2 separate regions of the Homo sapiens genome follow, and region 1 is linked to region 2. A link is an interaction called in ENCODE POLR2A ChIA-PET data of the cell type or tissue named here. Cell type or tissue: PC-3. All regions are shown on one strand. Each heading gives the region's core, and the rest is flanking DNA. Links, peaks and the distances in the headings are about the cores only.

Region 1 (9,595 bases), core at 785-8,784, 1.5 Mb after region 2:
TGTAATCCCAGCTACTTGGGAGTCTGAGGCAGGAGAATCATTCGAGCCCGGGAGGCAGAGGTTGCAGTGAGCCAAGATTGCACCACTGCCCTCCAGCCTGGGCGACAGAGAGACTCTTATCTCCAAAAAACCGCAAAAGCTGTGCAGATTAGAACAAGAGCTGGACAGATTCCCTGCTGTTGATTTCAGTCACCTCTTCCCCGACCCCTGCCAAGCCTTCCTGGCCTTCTCCTCTCCACTCTTGGTCCTACGTGGATTTCTGCCCCCAGCCCACTGTCCACCTGGGGCTTCCTCACGCCTCTTCCCATTGTCCTATTTAGGGACCTCAGGCTGTCTCTATGATGTGACCTCACCATCTCTCTAAGCCCCAGCCTTTCACATAATCTGCCTCAAGGATGTCCTCAAAGCCCCTCACATTCAATTTCACCCCTTCACCTCCCATTCCTCCTGCACCCAAGCTCAGTCATTACCCCTCTCTTCCCTCTTCCCCCTCAGACCCAGCAAGGTCCTGGCTACCTCCCTCTCTGTCCCTTGCCTCCTCCCTTCAATCACCAGGTTTACATCACTCAACTCCCTCGATGTGCCTGTGGTGTGCCCACCTCCCCTGCTCGCCTGTGTGCCCCCCACTCATCCCCCCCTGCCTGCAAGCTAAGAGAGGGCGTCCAGTTTGCTGGGTCTAACCCCAGTCCTGGTGTTGAAGAGTTATTTGGCCTGGGGCAAGGGACTTTCCTTCTCTGTGCCTCAGTTTCCTCCTCTGTAACATGGGGGTTGCCAATTGGGCCCTGGCTGCCTCCTAGCGTTGATGTAAGGCTCAGTGAGTCTACATTGGCAAGAGCAGGAAGGCTCTTAGGATTGCCGATGTTATTGTCTTTCCTGGGACCTACAAGAGCCAGTCCAGCTGGCCTGGTATTGGGGGTAGCCTCCCCTCCTTTCCACTCTAAGTGCCCATCAGCTCCCTGAGGCACCGTGTTCTCTCCCACCTGCTGGGCTTTGCATCTGCAGGCCCCTCTGCCTACAACGCCATCACCCCTTCCTCCAGCAAACTCCTGCACATCTGCACTCTCAGCCCAGATCCCCTTTCTCCTTTCCCAATGCCATCCTCCCTGGTCCAGACACACTCTTAATCCGGGCCATGTGGTGTGTGTGTGTGTGTGTGTGTGTGTGTGTTGTATCTGGTGACCCTGACCCCCGTGTTTCCCCTCTATGCCCCCACAGAGCACGTGCCCCCGGAGCTGTGGGAGCCCTTCTATACCGACCAGTACGCGCAGGAGCATGTGAAGCCCCCGGTGACACGGCTGCTGCTCTCAGCCGAGCTCTACTGCAGAGCCTGGCGCCAGGCACTGCCACAGCTTGAAACACCCCCCAACCCCTCTGCACTGCTGGCCCTGCTGGCGCGGAGGGGCACAGTGCCTGCTTTGCCCGAGCGCCCGGTGCGCGAGGCCGACCTGAGGCACCAGCCCATTCTCATGGTAGGCCCCGCCACTGCCTGTTAGACCACGCCTACCATGCTCAGCTCCTCCCCTCAAGCTCCTCCCGCCAGTCCTGGCTCCTCCCAAGTTCCCTCTATCAGTCTTGGCTCCTTTCAAGCTTTGTCGATTAAGCCTAGCTCCTCCCATCAGGCTTGGCTCCTCCCCCAGGTTCCTCCCACCAGGCCTGGCTCCTCCCCTCAAGCGCTATTAAGCCTAGTTCCTCCCACGAGGTCTGGCTCCTCCCCTCAAGCGCTATCCATTAAGCCTAGCTCCTATCAGTCTTGGCTCCTTCCCTTAAGCTATGTCCATCAAACCTAGCTCCTCCTATCATCAGTCTTGGCTCTGTCCCTTAAGCTCTGTCCATCAAACCTAGCTCCTCCCACCAGTCCAGGCTCCTCCCCTCAAGCTCTGTTCATTAAGCCTAGCTCTTCCCCCCAGCCCTGGCTCCTCCCCTCAAGCTCTTCCCATCAAGCCTGGCCCCTCCCATCAAACCCAGCTCCCCAAAAAGGCGCTACTCTGGCCCTTGAGGATTTGTGTACACAGCCCACCCTATCCTAACGCCTAGCATCTGACCTCAAAGTCCCACCCATCGTGCGTGGCTTTTCCGGGACCCCATTTCTTGTTCCTTCCCTTAAGGCCCCACCCATGAACCACTGGCCCCGCCCCCTCAAGCCCCACCCCCCCCGTCAAGTCCCTCCCATCTGCAGGTTCTTCCTTTTCCCAGGCCCTTGGGGGCCGAGGTGCGCCTCCTGCAGCTCTCAGGTCTCACCCTCTAGCGCTTGCCCCCACAGGGAGCCCACCTAGCTGTCATTGATGCCCTCATGGCTGCCTTTGCCTTCGAGTGGACAAAGACCCTGCCAGGTCCCTTGGCCCTGACCAGCTTGGAGCACAAGCTGCTTTTCTGGGTGGACACGGTAGGTGGGGTTGGGCCTGGGGTGGGTTCGGGGACCAGCATCGTCCAGTGGCCAGACCACTGACCCCCTCCCTGCCCTCCAGACCGTCCGGCGGCTGCAGGAGAAGACCGAGCAGGAAGCGGCCCAGCGAGCCTCTCCAGCAGCCCCTGCAGACGGGGCGGCCCCGGCGCAGCCCTCGGTGAGGCCAGGGCATAGAACCGTCAGAAGGATGGGGGACCGGAGATCTGGGAGGGCAGGGCTGTGCTTCCTGGACACTCCTGAAGTGGGGAGGGGGCTAGAGGTGACACACTCTCTCTTTCTTCCCCCCTCTCTCAATCTCTCTGTGCCCTGCCCGTCCCCTGTGCCGGTACCCGCTGCCCTCCTCTCTGCCTCTCTGGCCTCAGTGCCCTACGCGCTGGTACTGGAAGCTGGTTCCTGTAAGTGGGGCTGTCTGTCCGCCCCGTCTGCCTGCCCTGCTTGTAGCTCTGTCTGTCTGTATGTCTGTTTCTGCCTGCCTGTCTGCGCGCCCTCTCATACCTCCCCAAGCTGTGAGCAAAGGAGGTTGGACCCCAGTCCTGGGAGACAGGGAGAACCCCTCTGTGAACCAAGAGAAGGGTAGAATCTCGGCCATTAACTGAGAGGGCAGACCCCTCCCCCAGCGAACTGATGGGTGGGGACGAACTTCCCCTCCCGTTATTCAGAAGGGCAAGCCCTCCCCGTTCCCATTAATGAAGAGGGTGGGACCCCCTGAACCTGTCCCCCTTAGCCGAGGTGGGGAGACCACATAAATTTCTGAAGGGGGGACCTGCAGCCCATCACAAACGTGGATCCTGACCCTAGCAGGCAGGGCACCCTCTGGCCAAGGGGAAGACCCTCCAATGCAGAAGAAGATAGAATAACTTTCCTAACTGAGACCCCCAGCTTCCCTAGAGAAAAATCCCAGCTTTGAAAAGGAGGAGGAGGCCCATCCCTGAAGCTGGAAGTTGAAATTTCTCTCTTCCCTGAATGAGCTGTGTGACCTTGCAGAAGTATCTAAACCTCTCTGTGCTTCATATAAATTACTCCCATAGTAGATAAACAAGGAGGAAGTGGGGGAGGTTTTGGGCTGGCTGGCGTCCCCACCTTTGCTCACTCCTTCCCCCACCCTGGGGCCTGGGTTGGGAGGTTCCCTTCCTGCCTACCCGCTTCCTCTGCATCCTCTCCCCAAGCTGGGGGCCTGGGTCTTTTGTGGGAGGAGGATTCCCCGCATAAGAGGGGGTTCCTACTCTGTGGGGTCCCTTGGGGCTGGGAGGAGCTGGGGTTCGCGAAGCCGGCCAGAGCAGTCAGGGAGCTGGACGGCCGGGGCTCAGGACCAGGGTCAGGGCTACCCCCTCCCCCCCAAGGTGGGCTTGGGGGCCCAGCAGGTCAGCACCCCTCCCCCTTGCTGATGGCTGCTCCTCTCCCCCCAGCACGCAATTGCCTTCTGTTTGAAGGAGTCGGGGAGCAAACCCCCCATGGTAATGTATCCCCCGCCCCGGGGTCCCAGGAGTCCCTGTCCCCAGCCCCCGCTGCTGGCCTGGCTGCTCGAAGACATCTCCTCTGCCTCTTGCTGCTGCCCCTCCCCTGCTCCAGGCTGGCCCCCCAACTCTGTCTCTGGGACCCCCAGCTTCCCGCCCCCTCATGGCGGAAACCCCAGGCCTCCCTGCCCAGCCTGCATGACCGCTGACCCTGGGGGCCAGCCTGGCCACTCACCTGACCTGGCTCCCATCTGCAGATCCGATACCGCAAGGACCGTGTGGTGGCGCGACGTGCCCCCTGCTTCCCGACGGTGACCAGCCTCCAGGACCTGGCCAGTGGGGCCGCGCTGGCCGCCACCATCCACTGCTATTGTCCCCAGCTGCTTCGACTTGAGGGTGAGTAAATGGATGTGGAACAGATCTTGTGCCGGGGAGCTGGGCATCCTAAGTCCCAGCCCCTAGACCCTCCATCCCCAGGTCCGCGAGACCAGCAACGATGCAGTGGTCATGAGGGCAGCTTCCGGAACTGGCAGGCCTGAGTTTGTGTCTCTCTCTTCCCCAATGAGCTTTGTGACCTCACACAAGTATATAAACCTCTCTGTGCTTCCAGGAGTTCATTCCTGCAGCAGATGAAACGTATGGAGTGTGGACTGTGTGCCAGACCTTGTTTTAGGCACTGGGGATCCAGCCAGAATAGAGACACACTCCCCACTTCACAGACGGCTCTAGCTGGGAGAGAAAGATACTAAGTTTATCCAAAAGTACTTTTTTTTTTTTTTTTTTGAGACGGGAGTCTTGCTCTGTTGCCCAGGCTGGAGTGTAATGGCATGATCTCGGCTCACTGCAACCTCCACCTCCCAGGTTCAAGCCATTCTCCTGCCTCAGCCTCCTGAGTAGCTGGGACTACAGCCACACGCCACCACGCCTGGCTAATTTTTGTATTTTTAGTAGAGACGGGTTTCACCGTGTTGGCCAGGCTGGTGTCGAATTCCTGACCTCAAGTGATCTGCCTACCTTGGCCTCCCTAAGTGCTGGGATTGCAAGTGTGAACCACTGCACCCGGCCCAGAAGTACTTTTTGCATACTGGGTAGTCCTAAAGGCAATGGGTGGTCAGAAAAAGCTTTTTTTAAAAAAACTCTTTTTTCTTTTTTATTAAAAAAAAAATTATAGGGCTGGGTGTGGTGGCTCACGCCTGTAATCCCAGCAGTTTGGGAGGCCGAGGCGGGTGGATCACGAGGTCACGAGTTCAAGACCAGCCTGGCCAGGATGGTGAAACCGTCTCTACTAAAAATACAGAAATTAGCCGGGTGCGGTGGCGGGCGCCTGTAATCCCAGCTACACAGGAGGCTGAGGCAGGAGAATCGCTTGAACCCAGGAAGTGGAGGTTGCAGTGAGTCAAGACCATGCCATTGCACTCTAGCCTGGGCAACAGAGCGAGACTCCATCTCAAAAAAAAAAAAAAAAAAGTATAAAATAGAGATGGGGTCTTGCTATGTTGCCCAAGCTGGTCTTGAATCCCTGGGCTCAAACATCCTCCCACCTCAGCCTCCCCAAGTGCTAAGATTACAGGTGTGAGCCACCACACCTGGCCCGGAAAAGCTTTTTGAGCTGAGGTCTTGGGGGAGAGTGTTCTAGAAAGATGCAAAGGCCTAAGGCAATAGTCACCAACTTTTTGGCTCCAGGGACCGGTTTTGTGGAAGACAATTTTTCCACAGATGGAGGCAGGGAGGTGGTCTTGGGATAATTCAAGCACGTTAATCTTTATTATGTACTTTATATCTAATACGTTGTAACATAGAATGAAATAATTCTACAACTCATCATCATGGGGAACCAGTGGGAGCCCTGAGCTTGTTCCTGCAACTAGACGGTCCCAGCTGGGGGTGATGAGAGACAGTGACAGATCATCAGGCATTCGATTTTCATAAGGAGGGTGCAACCTAGATCCCTCACACGCCAGGTTCACAATAGGGTTCGCGCTCCTGTAAGAATCGAATGCCGCCGCTGATCTGACGGAAGCGGGGTTCGGGTGGTCCTGCAAGTGACGGGGAGCGGCTGTAAATACACTCACTGCAGCTCACCTGCTGTACGGTTCAGTTCCTGACAGGCCACGCCCCGGGGGTTAAGGACCCCCGGCCTAAGGACGGTCTATCATATAATTCACCTCGGCCGGGTACAGTGGCTCACGCCTGTAATCCCAGCACTTTGGGTGGCTGAGGCGGCCGGATCATGAAGTCAGGAGATCGAGACCATCCTGGCTAACACGGTGAAACCCCATCTCTACTAAAACCACAAAAAATTAGCCTGGTGTTGTGGCACACTCCTGTAATCCCAGCTACTCAGGAGGCTGAGGTGGGAGAATCACTTGAACCCGGGAGGCAGAGGTTGCAGTGAGCTGGGATTGCGCCACTGCACTACAGCCTGGGTGACAGAGCGAGACTCCATCTCAAAAAAAAAAAAAAAAGAATTCACCTCTCGAAGGGCACCTGGCAGAAGCTGGGCTCATAGGAGGTCTTCCGTGTGTGGGGGACTGCTGGTCCCTGGCTTCCCTGGGGCCCCATCCTCCTCCTCATAGAGTTGGGGACCCACTCCTCCTGTCCCCACAGAGGTGTGCTTGAAGGACCCCATGTCTGTGGCGGACAGCCTGTACAACCTCCAGCTCGTGCAGGATTTCTGTGCCTCTCGCCTTCCTCGTGGCTGCCCCCTGTCCCTTGAGGACTTGCTGTACGTCCCACCGCCACTCAAGGTAAGGCCATCCTGGGGCCTCCTGGGCCGAGGCGGGCATCTGGGGCCAGGGGTCCCGTCTGCTGACCCGGCCTCCCACCTCCAGGTCAACTTGGTGGTGATGCTGGCCGAGTTGTTCATGTGTTTTGAGGTGCTCAAGCCCGACTTTGTGCAAGTGAAGGACTTGCCCGATGGTCACGGTGAGGCCCTGGGGGCCTGGGGGCCGGGTCGGGGGCGGGTGGGAGAGCCAAACCCCCGCCTGACCCTCTTCTCTGTACTGCAGCTGCCTCCCCCCGGGGCACTGAGGCCTCCCCACCTCAGAACAACAGCGGCAGTAGGTACGCTCCCCACACTGGGCGAGTCTCTGGCATTGTGGGTGTGGGGCTCCATGTCTGCCTTGCTGAGCACTGGGACGCAGCTGGGTGATGCTGTTGTCTCCCCCCGGGGAGAGGCGGAGGAGGAGGTGGGGGTCCTGAGGCTGAAGTACGTCTCTCCGTACAGTTCTCCTGTCTTCACCTTCCGCCACCCGCTTCTGTCATCTGGTGGCCCCCAGTCCCCACTCCGAGGATCCACAGGTGAGGAGGGGGTAGGTGGCTTCTGTCACGGGGGACCCCCCCACTCACAGACTGCCCCAGTGGGCCTCATGTTGTCTCCTCGTGAGCCTTCCAATAGCCTCTCCATCAGATCCCCCTTGGGCATCCCAAAGTGACCCCCAGAATGGCCTCCCCAGTGGCCCCACAGTACCCCGTAGTGACAGTAAATGGCCCCGGGTATCTGTTTCTGGAAACCTCTGGTCTCACTAGACCACATAATGAGCCATCAGTGACTCACCCAATGACCTTGCAGAGGTTGTCCCCAGATGCTGGCTGACCCCACTCAGGGTTCCCAGGGTCCCCATAGTGACCACTCATCGCCTCCCCCAGGCTCCCTGAAGTCTTCCCCGTCCATGTCCCATATGGAGGCCCTGGGCAAGGCCTGGAACCGGCAGCTCAGGTGAGTAGACCTCACAGGCCAGGGTAGGGGGTGGAGCAGGCTAGGGCGGGTTGGGGCCGAGGCTGGTCCCAGGGGCTGACCCCTCCCTCCGGCCGCCCAGCCGTCCCCTCTCCCAGGCTGTGTCATTCAGCACCCCCTTTGGCCTGGACAGCGACGTGGATGTCGTCATGGGAGACCCTGTGCTCCTCCGCTCTGTGAGCTCGGACAGCCTGGGCCCCCCGCGTCCCGCGCCGGCCAGGACCCCCACCCAGCCACCCCCGGAGCCTGGTGACCTGCCCACCATCGAGGAAGCTCTGCAGATCATCCACAGTGCCGAGCCCCGGCTCCTCCCAGATGGGGCGGCCGACGGCAGCTTCTACCTCCACTCCCCTGAGGGGCCCTCCAAGCCATCCCTGGCCTCCCCCTACCTGCCCGAGGGGACCTCCAAACCACTGTCCGACAGGCCCACCAAAGCACCAGTGTACATGCCACACCCCGAGACCCCCTCGAAACCATCTCCCTGTCTGGTGGGGGAGGCATCGAAACCGCCAGCCCCATCCGAGGGGTCCCCGAAGGCGGTGGCTTCGTCCCCAGCAGCCACCAACTCCGAGGTGAAAATGACCAGCTTTGCAGAACGCAAGAAACAGCTGGTGAAGGCAGAGGCTGAGGCCGGAGCGGGGTCCCCCACGTCCACTCCGGCCCCGCCGGAGGCCCTGAGCTCGGAGATGAGTGAGCTCAGCGCCCGGCTGGAGGAGAAACGCAGAGCCATCGAGGCTCAGAAGCGACGGATTGAGGCCATATTCGCCAAGCACCGCCAGCGGCTGGGCAAAAGCGCCTTCCTGCAGGTGCAGCCGCGGGAAGCCTCTGGGGAGGCGGAAGCAGAGGCGGAGGAGGCCGATTCCGGTCCAGTCCCTGGTGGGGAGCGGCCCGCAGGCGAGGGCCAGGGTGAGCCAACCTCACGGCCCAAGGCAGTGACCTTCTCGCCAGACCTGGGCCCGGTGCCCCACGAGGGGCTGGGGGAATACAATCGAGCGGTCAGCAAGCTGAGTGCCGCCTTGAGCTCGCTGCAGCGGGACATGCAGAGGCTCACGGACCAGCAGCAGCGGCTCCTGGCCCCGCCCGAGGCCCCCGGATCCGCCCCACCACCTGCTGCGTGGGTCATCCCTGGCCCCACGACGGGGCCCAAAGCTGCATCCCCCAGCCCCGCCCGGCGAGTCCCGGCCACCCGGCGCAGCCCTGGGCCCGGGCCCAGCCAGTCACCCCGCAGCCCGAAACACACGCGGCCAGCGGAGCTGCGGCTGGCACCCTTGACCAGGGTGCTTACGCCACCCCACGACGTAGACAGCCTCCCCCACCTGCGCAAGTTCTCGCCGAGCCAGGTGCCCGTGCAGACGCGCTCTTCCATCCTCCTGGCGGAGGAGACGCCCCCCGAGGAGCCAGCCGCCCGGCCGGGCCTCATCGAGATCCCGCTGGGCAGCCTGGCAGATCCCGCCGCCGAGGACGAGGGAGACGGGAGCCCCGCTGGTGCTGAGGATTCCTTGGAGGAGGAGGCGTCTTCGGAGGGGGAGCCCCGGGTGGGGCTGGGGTTCTTCTACAAGGTGAGTCCCCGAGCAGGTGGCTGGAGGGTCCTGGGCCTGGGGCGGGGGCGGGTGGGGGCGGGGGGAGGTGGACAAACCCACTATTGGATGAATAGGGCTTTACTGAAGGATGGGTGGGCGGGTGGGGGATAGATGGGGAGCCAGGTATGAATGGACAGAACAGGTGTGAGTGGCTGGGTAAGGCCTCCATGGGTGGGAGAGGGGGGAAAGGGACATTTGCACGGTGGGGGGCAGGTATGTGGGGTGACAGGGGCCTCAGATGGGATTTGACCCTGTCTGTTGGGTAAGGACTTCCACAAGGGGCTGTGGGGGTGCAGTGGGGTGAGAGGTCCTCCCCCTGTGGCTTAATGAGTGAGGCCCTCGGGTATGTTTGGGGGTGAGGGGTTTCCAGTGGGGGCTGACCCAGTCATGTCCCTCCCAAACAAGGTATGGGTGGCCGGAC
Region 2 (9,595 bases), core at 923-8,922:
GGAAGCCCATCTGATTTACCACATCTAGCCAGTGACCTTGATCAGTTCCACAGCCAGGCATTAAGGCGAGTCCCCACTAACTTTCTCACCTCAGAGAAGCCCGATTCCAATTCTAGCCCCTCCCTGGACTCTGTCAGTAATTCCTAGCAATGCCTTCACTCTAAAAAATCCAGCTACAACAAAAGATTCAGATGCTGCAGAATTTATTTTGATTTGGAGGTTTCAGCTCCAAATCAAAGGGCTGATATCATGGAAATAGCTTTTTTGACAGCTAAACAGAAATTATTTTCCTTGATTAGCCATGGCACATTCGCCCTTCTTAGGTGGACAGCGTGTTTTGATACGAAGGTGATGGGTTACAGGTGCTGGGTTTCTCCACATGGGCAGTTTCTCCCCAGGAGTCTCACTCCTTACATCATCATCTAGAGCAGTAATTAATTTCAGAAACCACTCCTGGCTGCCATAAGCTGCACACCCACTTCCAGAACTGGCTTAACCCGCCAGGAAGCCACAGTCCTCAAGGGACAGTCACCCAGAGCTGCATGTTGGTGAGTCAGAGACGAGAACAAAGAGGAAGCAATGACCCCTGAACACAGAGCCCTTCCCAGCCCAGAGTGCTGCTCTAAGCCTAACCCAGGCTGGCCAGGGCCTGAAAGACAAAGAAGAATGCCACAGAGAAGGGCCAGGGCACTACAGCTTTTTTTTTTTTTTTTTTTTTTTTTGAGACGGAGTTTCACTTTTGTTGCCCAGGCTGGACAGCAGTGGCGTGATCTCGGCTCACTGCAACCTCCGCCTCCCGCGATTCTCCTGCCTCAGCCTCCTGAGTGGCTAGTATTACAGGCATGTGCCACCATGCCCCGCTAATTCTGTATTTTTAGTAGAGATGGGGTTTCTCCCTGTTGGTCAGACTGGTCTCGAACTCTCGACCTCAGGTGATCCACCCGCCTCAGCCTCCCAAAGTGCTGGGATTCCAGGCTTGAGTCACCATGCCAGCCCAGCATTTTTTTTTAAAGGCACAGTTCTCATAGGTATAAGAAGGCAACGAAATTCATCCTGCAAGATGGATGTAGCCAAAGACTCTTCTTTAATTACAACAAACTGGAGAAGATAACAAAGTAAATATTATTCCTCTCTCTCTTAGAGAAAGCAAAAATATGTTAAACACCATTGAAGAGCCTAAGGGGTTTTATAAACCTCAAAATCAGCATCACATTCATATACACATGAGTACTAGTCACATATAGCCAAGTAATGTGCGTTAGACCAGGGGGTGGCAAGCTTTTTTTGTAAAATGTGGAATAGTAAATATTTTAGGTTTTGCAGGTCAAGCGCTCGCTGTCAAGATGACTCAACCCCATCCATTGTAGGGTGAAATGACTGTGGCTGTGTGCCAATAAAACTTTATTTATGGTTCCAGTTTTAGTATATTTGCTGCTGAAGCAAGCACAATTTATGGACACTGAAATGTGAATTTCAGATAATTTTGTATGTCCTAAAATATTCTTCTTTTGATTTTTCCAACTACTTAAAAATGTAGGAAAAAAGCATTCTTAGTTCATGGGCTGTACAAAAACAGGCAGTGAGTTGGATTTAGCCCATGGGCTAGTTTGCCCACTCTGTATTAGACTCAGATGTTTGGACTCATGTCTTTAAAACAGAGCCTAAAATAACTCCAAATAAATAAAAGGGCAGGTATCAAATAGCCCATGTAATGACAAATAACCACGCTAGAAATCTGCGTCCAGCAGGTCAGGGACACTCTGGGGGTGAAGACCAACACTCCTGTCCTGTCTCCATCTCAGTGGCGGAGGATGTGGGGTTTTGGGCAGTCTCTGAAAAGGGAGTGTGCACGGGCAGGAGCTGGAGCAATGTCACAGGGAAGGGGGAGGCCAGCCCTCATGTCCTCTGGATTCTGACCCTGTGCTATGGTTGGAATGTTGTGTCCCCCCAAAACTCACATGTTGAAACCTAACCCCCAATATGACGGCATCTGGAGGTGGGGCCTTTGGGAGATGATTAGGTCATGAGCATGGCACCCACAGGAATGGGATTAGGGTCCTTGCAAAAGAGGCCCCAGAGACCTCCCCTGCCCCTTCCATCACGTGAGGACACAGCTAGAAGGCAGAAGCCGAACCAGAAAGCAGGCCCTCCCCAGACACTGAATCTGCCAGTGCCTTGATCTTGGACTTCCCAGCCTCCAGAGCTGACTGCAACACATTCCTGTTGTTTAGAAGCCAGCCAGTCTCTAATATTTTTGTTGTAGCATCTGAATGAACTGTCACCCTCCCTTCCCTCCACCACCCTGTGTAGCTCTTACATGTGCTGGGGACCTTCATGATTCAGGGTCTTTGGGCATTTCACAGAGGAACAGAAACTTGTGGATTAGAGAAAATTATTATATGAGATAACATCTTTGGATTGTTTGTATAAGATAACATCTTTGGATTGTTTGTTTGTTTGTTTTGAGACAGGTTCTCGCTTTTGTCACTCAGGCTGGAGTACAGTGGCATGTACATCGCTCACTGCAGCCTCAACGTCCCAGGCTCAAGAGGTCCTCCCACCTCACCCTCTGGAGTAGTTGAGACCAGAGGCCCACACCACCACACCTGGCTATTTTTGCATTTTGAATTTTTCATAGAGACAGGGTTTCACCATGTTGCCCAGGCTGGTCTTGAACTACTGAGCTCAAGTGATCTTCCTGCATCAGCCTCCCAAAGTGCTGAGATTACAAGCATGAGCCACCATGCCAGCCCAGATAACACCTTTGAATACAAATTTCTCAGCCGGGTGAGGTTGCAGTGAGCCAAGATCACGCCATTGCACTACAGCCTGGGTGACATAGTGAGACTCTGTCTCAAAAAAAAAAAAAAAAAAGAATACACATTTCTCCAAAGAAGAGCTATAGACAGATGAAAGCACATGAAAAGAGGCTCAGCATCATCAGTCATTACAGAAACACAAATAAGAACCACCATGAAACACCACTTCACACCTACGAGGCTGGTTATACTAAAAACAGGGAAAAATAAAAGTGTTGGTGAGGATGTGGAGAAACTGGAGCCCTCACTCCCTGCCGGTGGGACTGTGAAAGGACAATTTGGCAGTTAACTTGCAGTTACCATACGACTCAGCAACTCCACTCCTAGGTATATTCCCTGAAGAAATGAAGCTATATGTCCAGGCAAAAGCTTGTCCACAAATATTCATAGCAGCACTATTCGTAATAGTCAAAAGGTAGAAACAACCCAAATGCCCATCAAGGGATGAATGCATAAACAGATGTGGTCCACCCATGGAGTGGAATACTATTCAGCCATAAAAAAGAATGAAGCTCTGACACAGGCTACAATGTGGATGAACTGCAAAACAATATTACCCAACCTTCCAGGGCTTAAATATATATTTATATACACACAAGTGAAAGAAGTCAGTCACGAAAAAGGTCACATATTGTATGATTCTATTTACAGGAAATATTCAGAATAGGAAAACCCACATAGACAAGAAGCAGACTTGGTGTTTGCCAGGGGCTGGGAGTAGGGGACTGTGATCGACTTCTAATAGGTATGGAGTTTCTTTTCACGGTGATGGAAATGTTCTGGAATTAGAGAGTGATGATGGCTTCACAACACTGTGAAAATCCTAAAATCCACCAAATGAAAACCATTTTAAAGTGGTTAAAATGGTAAATTTTGGGCTGGGTGTGGTGGCGCATGCCTGTAAACCCAGCACTTTGGGAGGCTGAGGCTGGGGATTGCTTGAATCCCGGAGTTTGAGACCAGCCTGGGCAACATAGTGAGACCTTGTCTCTACAAAAAATTAGCCAGGCATGGTGGCGTGCACCTATAGTCCCAGCCCAGAAGGTGGAGGCTGCAATAAGCCATGATCGCACCACCCCACTGCAGCCTGGGCGACAGAGCAAGACCCTATCTTCAAAAAAAAAAAAAAGGTGAATTGTATGTGAATTTTATCACAATTGAAAAAAGAAGATGACGCTGAGTGCTGGCAAATGCCAGCCACGAAGAGAAACAATGATATAGAGACTAAAAGCATTCCTGCATTCCTCACCTCAGGAGAAGTAAAATGCAATATTCTCATAATTATGAGAAAATTAGGCACGAGAACGTACAAAGTACAATTCGAACATTTTCAGAAATAAACTTCAGTAACAAACAACAATATCTGTTGGACACGATCCCTAACAGACTGTTTGTGAAAATCTCGAGTGATGGGAGAGAAGTAGGTGTGGGGAAATCTGTTTCAGGAACTCTGAGTCTAAGCCGCAAAACGTGTTTACATGAGACCCATCAACAGAATAAGCCGAGGGACTGAATGAGGAATGAACTGCGGGAGGTAGGCATTTTACAATCAGGAATCTGAAATGAGACTATGTCCCAGTTTGGGAGTCAGAGAATTGTAGACTTTCTGGGCCAAGCCCTCAGTGAACATTAACCCTGGAGAATAAAGGAGCAGGGAGTTTCTAGAAGATTCTACATCCGGGAGTGGGGGGAGGAAAACTGTGGAGGTTGGTGTCTCAGAAATCTTAAAGGATGTTAAAAAAGAAAACCATGATTCACTGAATTTAAAATAGGAGAAAAGCTCAGATTAAGAATGAATAACTTTATCGAGGATTAGGTCACAGGAATTCTGGTTTTAAATTGTTTACGTAGAGTTAAAGAGAAAGAATTTGTACCATAAGAAGAAGCCAACTATAACAGCAAGGAAGACATTCAAGAACAGGATCTAGTGGCTGCACAACTGAGCTCCCTCCTCGGGCTGGAGAGAGCAGGGGCTCAAGTCCCTAAACCCGGGCCATGGCAGCAGGGGGTCAATGACCCAAGAAAGCAGCTTGGGACGGAGGGTGGCCCCGCAGGCTGCATGCTGGGCTGCTGGAAGGAAGGTCTTCCGCTGAGAAGGCAGAAGAACGAGTGCTCTGCTGGAGAATAAAGGTAGCAGAGTTTACAGCCACGCGTCCAGAGGGAATTCAGAGGGGCGGGGCAGGCCGTTGCTAGGCTCGAGTCCGCGCAGGAGTCAAGGGCGACAAGCATGAGCTTGTGGCTGCGCAAACCAGCCCAGCAGCCAGGCCTCCCCAAGAGGCACACGCGAGCATGGGCGCAGCTCACGGTGACAGAATGAGGCTGAGTCAGTCACACGTGGACTGTAGGATAGGCAGAGCTAAGCTGACAGGGAACACGTTCCAGAGGAGGGGCCGGGGGAGGGAGAGGCTGCCAGGGGGTTTGAGCACCTCCTAAGTGGCCCACAGAACACTGTGGGTGAGTTCAGTGTGCATTCTCCTGGAGGGTGGGGACACAAGTTTTCACGAGGCTGTCAAAGGGTCCGGGACCTGCTACTCTGAAATGTTAAGAAGCTAAAGAGTTTGTGTTGGCCTGAGAGGCAAGGAGTGGGACGGGGACTTAGGGCAACGGACACGCATGTGGTAAAAAAAAGGCCCTGTGGTGTCGGGGAGGCGAGGAGGTGGCCCCGGTCCTGCTGGAGGCGGCGTAGTTTCAGGAGAGGACAAAAGTGGAAAGTCACCTTTATAGTAGGAATGGAGCGCAGATGTAAGTGGCGGCAAGCTAACGCCAAGGGGAGGAAGTCCATCAGGCTCAGCAATTTCCCTGCCGCGAGTGGGCAAACATCTCACACGTGTACACAAATATATTTGGACACGGGTGCTTACTGCAGCATTGGCGGTAAAGTGGAAGGTATAACCAAAATGCCTATAAATAAATAACTAAGGCCGGGTGCGGTGGTTCATGCCTGCAGTCCTAGCACTTTGAGAGGTTGAGTGGGGCAGATTGCCTGAGCTCAGGAGTTCGAGGCCAGCCTGGCCAACATGGTGAAACCCCGTCTCTACTAAAATACAAAAAATTTGCCGGGCGTGGTGGCACATGCCTGTAATCCCAGCTACTCTGGAGGCTGAGGCACGAGAATTGCTTGAACCCGGGAGGCAGAGGTTGCAGTGAGCCGGGATTGTGCCACTGCACTCCAGCCTGGGCGACAGAGCAAGACTCTGTCTCAAAAAAATAAAATAAAATAGAATAAAAGGCTAAGTAAGTACTTAGGACAGGAGTGGAATATCAGACCATTAGTAGAAAGAATGAAGCACAAACACAGTAGAAAGTGATAAGGAAAGATACAGGCTAAATATTAGGTAAAAGAGCAGGTGGCAGAAAAGTGAGAAAAATAAGATCTCTTTTTTGAAGAAGAAAAAAAAAACACACAAAAAAACCCTATTAGTCCAGCCATGAAAAGGAATGAAGCACCAACACGTGGTACAAGGTGGATGAACCTTGAGAACATCATGCTAAAAACAGCCAGTCACAAAAGGCTACTTACTATATGATTCCATTTTCATGAAGTTTCCAGAACAGGCAAATCCACAAAGACAGAAAGTGGCTTAGTGGCTGCCAGGGGCTGGGGAAGGGAGGTGGGGAGTGACTGCTTAATGGGGACAGGGTGTCTTTTTGGGGTGATGACTCTGGAATTAGATGGTGGTGATGGTTGCATAACCTTGTGAATATACTGAAAGCCACTAAATTGTACACATTAAGAGCCTGAATTCTGCGGCATGTGAATTACATCCCAATGCAAAAAACACTAAAGAATTCGTATGTATGTTTTACAGGCCTGTGAAATATCTGAAACCATCCACACCAAACTTTTCTTAGTGGTGGGAGGGGCAGAGGAGAGAGGAAGAAGCAGCCAGAGGCTCTTTTTTTCTTTTTTACAATTTGGATTTTTTTTTAATGATGAAAACGTAAGACTTTTATAATGTAAAAGAGAAGCAGTCAGAATTATGGGGACTACACACAGGATCCCAAAGTCCTGAAATGGTCACTAGGGAATTCTGGGGACAGATCACTCAGGTGGCTTGGAGGGCACCACCTGTGTTTCAAAGTCCAGTGATGATCACTTTAGAAAATGGACAACGCTGAGGTCAGGTGGACCCACGCTACTCAGACTTTGTCAGTGACCTTATGTTTTCACGGCTATGAAGTATCTGCACGCCAGTAAGTAGCCAATATAGTGGTCACCTTTTAAAAGGAAGAGTTGACTTAAAACTTGTGCCTGCTTTGACTTTAACACCTTTACCTGTGCAGTCGGTATAGAAGCCAGGGCCACACGTGGCTGCTGAGCACCTGAAATGGGGCTGGTCCGAACTAACATTTCTAAGACTTAGCACACAAAAAAGAATGTGAAATATCTCGACAATAATTTTTCATATAGGTTATATATTGAAATGAATATTTTCAATACAGTTCATTGGATGAAATGTATTATTAAATTACTTTCACTTGTCTCTTTTTACTTTTTAAAATGCAGCTACTAGGCCAGGTGCAGTGGCTCATGCCTGTAATCCTAGCCCTTTGGGAGGCTGAGGCGGGTGGATCACGAGGTCAGGAGATTGAGACCATCCTGGCTAACATGGTGAAACCCCGTCTCTACTAAAAATACAAAAAATTAGCCAGGCATGGTCCCAGTTACTCGGGAGGCTGAGGCAGGAGAATGGTGTGAACCCAGGAGGCAGAGCTTGCAGTGAGCCGAGATCGCGCCACCGCACTCCAGCCTGGGCGACAGAGCAAGACTCCATCTCAAATAAATAAATAAATAAAAACAAATAAATAAAATGCGGCTACTAGAAAATTGCAAATTTCACACGTGGCTTGTGTTATGTTTCTTTATTGGCCGGTAATGATCTAGAAGACACTTAGAATAAATCATCTCAGGATAAGTTTAAGAATTCACAAATATTTTAAGAGATTCTATTTTACTAGAAAGTAAGCAAAATGATTTTTAGATGTAGATGTGATCTCTATCTAGTAAGAACTCATGTAATTTTGACAAATAATTACTCTATTTGGTGTCCCACAAATACAGTTAGACATGGCCTCTATCCTCAAGGGTTTTGCATGGATGGGGTGAGAAAGAAAAGGAGACATACACAGATAATTCCTTACGTGGCAAAAGGTAACAGGTGCAGACTCCAGATGGAACAGGGTACCATAAACAATGGGGCAGGGGAGTCTGGGCAGCATCCCGTCCTGGACCCTGCTGGAGGTGGGGTAGGGAAAATCAGGCAGAGGTGTAAACAAGGGGAGGGTGTGTGGGGCAGGGAAGGGGTCAAGAGACCAAGCTGGGTGGAGCTCGGGGAATAAAGGGGGAAATAGGATGGACCACTTGGAGAAAGTCTACGAATGCGAGTCAGAGCCCCTGGACTGCACCACAGGGGCAGAGGTCAGGAAACTACCGCCCACCACCCAAATCTGGCCCAGCCGCTAGCCTGTTTGTGTATGGCCCATGAGCTAAGAATGGCTTTTACATTTTGAAGTGGTTAGAAAAAAATCAAAATCAAAATATTCTGTGATGCATGAAAATTACATGAAATTCACATTTCAGCATCCATAAATAAAGTTTGATTGGCACACGGCCAGGCCCAAGCTCTCACATGTTGTCTACATCTGCTTTCAAGCTCCATCGGGAGAGCTGAGTAGTTGAGATAGTGACCATCTGGGCCTCAAAAGCTAAAACATTTACTATCTAGCCCTTTATAGAGAATGTTTGCTGATCCCCACTTCCTTGGAATACTAAAACATCCTGTGGGCTTCCTTTGCTCAAATAAAATAAAGGCACTGCTCAAATAAAATAATGGCACTTGCGCCAATCTGCAGAAATATTTATTGAATAGGTTCCTCGAATTTAAAACATTTTCCCTACCAATATTTCTTAAACCCTTGGTAGATATTTCCTCTTATTTGCTAATGAAGAGTAGCCAACAACAAAACAAAAACTAATGTGATACCCTGCAGGTTTCACATTATTGGGAAGCCCTGTACCAGTCTGTCTCACCCAATCAACAGCAGTTTTAAAGAATGTATGCTCATAGTTGATACTGCGCACACTCTCGTTTTTGTTTTTTGTTTTGTTTTGTTTTGTTTTGTTTTGTTTTGAGATGGAGTCTTGCTCTGTCTCCCAGGCTGGAGTGCAGTGGCGCGATCTCGGCTCACTGCAAGCTCCGCCCCCCGGGTTCATGCCATTCTCCTGCCTCAGCCTCCCGAGTAGCTGGGACTACAGGCGCCCACCACCATGCCCGACTAATTTTTTATATTTTTAGTAGAGACGGGGTTTCACCATGTTAGCCAGGATGGTCTCGATCTCCTGACCTCGTGATCCGCCCACCTTGGCCTCCCAAAGTGCTGGGATTACAGGCGTAAGGCACTGCACCTGGCCTCGTTTCTTATAATTTAATCATGTTGCATTAATAAAATATGAGTTCACATGATTTAATTCAACGCACTCCTGGTATTCCATGATGTTCCACCATATCATGTGGTCTCCCCCTCCCAGGGTCCCCCACCATCTTAAGGCCATTGTTGAGGGCAGCTGGAAGCACCAGATTTGGAAGAACACAGAACAAGAGGACCAGCACCATACCCTTCATCTAAGGGAAGAAATCGGAAGTTTACTTTAACAGTCCTGCATGAGAGGGTCTGAACTGGAACAGTATAATCAGAAACAGAAAGGGAAGAATCAATACAAGACCAGTTTGGGTGGTGGGACCTATAGGAAGTAGTGAGTAGAAAAGAGGGCAGTG

Evidence for each region. Peaks named below come from ENCODE experiments on the same cell type or tissue, not always from the same donor. Only the 100,000 strongest peaks of a DNase experiment are listed, where the experiment ranks them.
Region 1: POLR2A ChIA-PET joins it to region 2 with 11 read pairs; 2 of 35 experiments call an interaction of 5 or more read pairs at or near these places.

What each region holds. Positions count from the first base shown.
Region 1 is chr19:7,604,011-7,613,605 of GRCh38, forward strand. CAMSAP3 (calmodulin regulated spectrin associated protein family member 3) reads left to right here. Exons shown (of 17, transcript NM_020902.2): 2 at 1,216-1,469; 3 at 2,261-2,383; 4 at 2,466-2,561; 5 at 4,116-4,254; 6 at 6,466-6,605; 7 at 6,690-6,783; 8 at 6,867-6,921; 9 at 7,085-7,158; 10 at 7,507-7,576; 11 at 7,677-9,153. Among named protein-coding and RNA genes, the nearest start is that of MIR6792, 8.6 kb to the right of the region's middle. RefSeq lists enhancers at 881-1,382, 1,383-1,882, 1,433-1,727. In PC-3, for the core only: no CTCF peak of the experiment used is centred there; a DNase peak (open chromatin) is centred at 1,801.
Region 2 is chr19:6,087,515-6,097,109 of GRCh38, forward strand. All of the region lies in intron 1 of RFX2 (regulatory factor X2), which reads right to left. Among named protein-coding and RNA genes, the nearest start is that of RFX2, 18 kb to the right of the region's middle. RefSeq lists enhancers at 1-267, 5,058-5,763. In PC-3, for the core only: no CTCF peak of the experiment used is centred there; DNase peaks (open chromatin) are centred at 1,357 and 5,087; H3K4me3 peaks cover 1,448 bases; H3K27ac peaks cover 1,319 bases.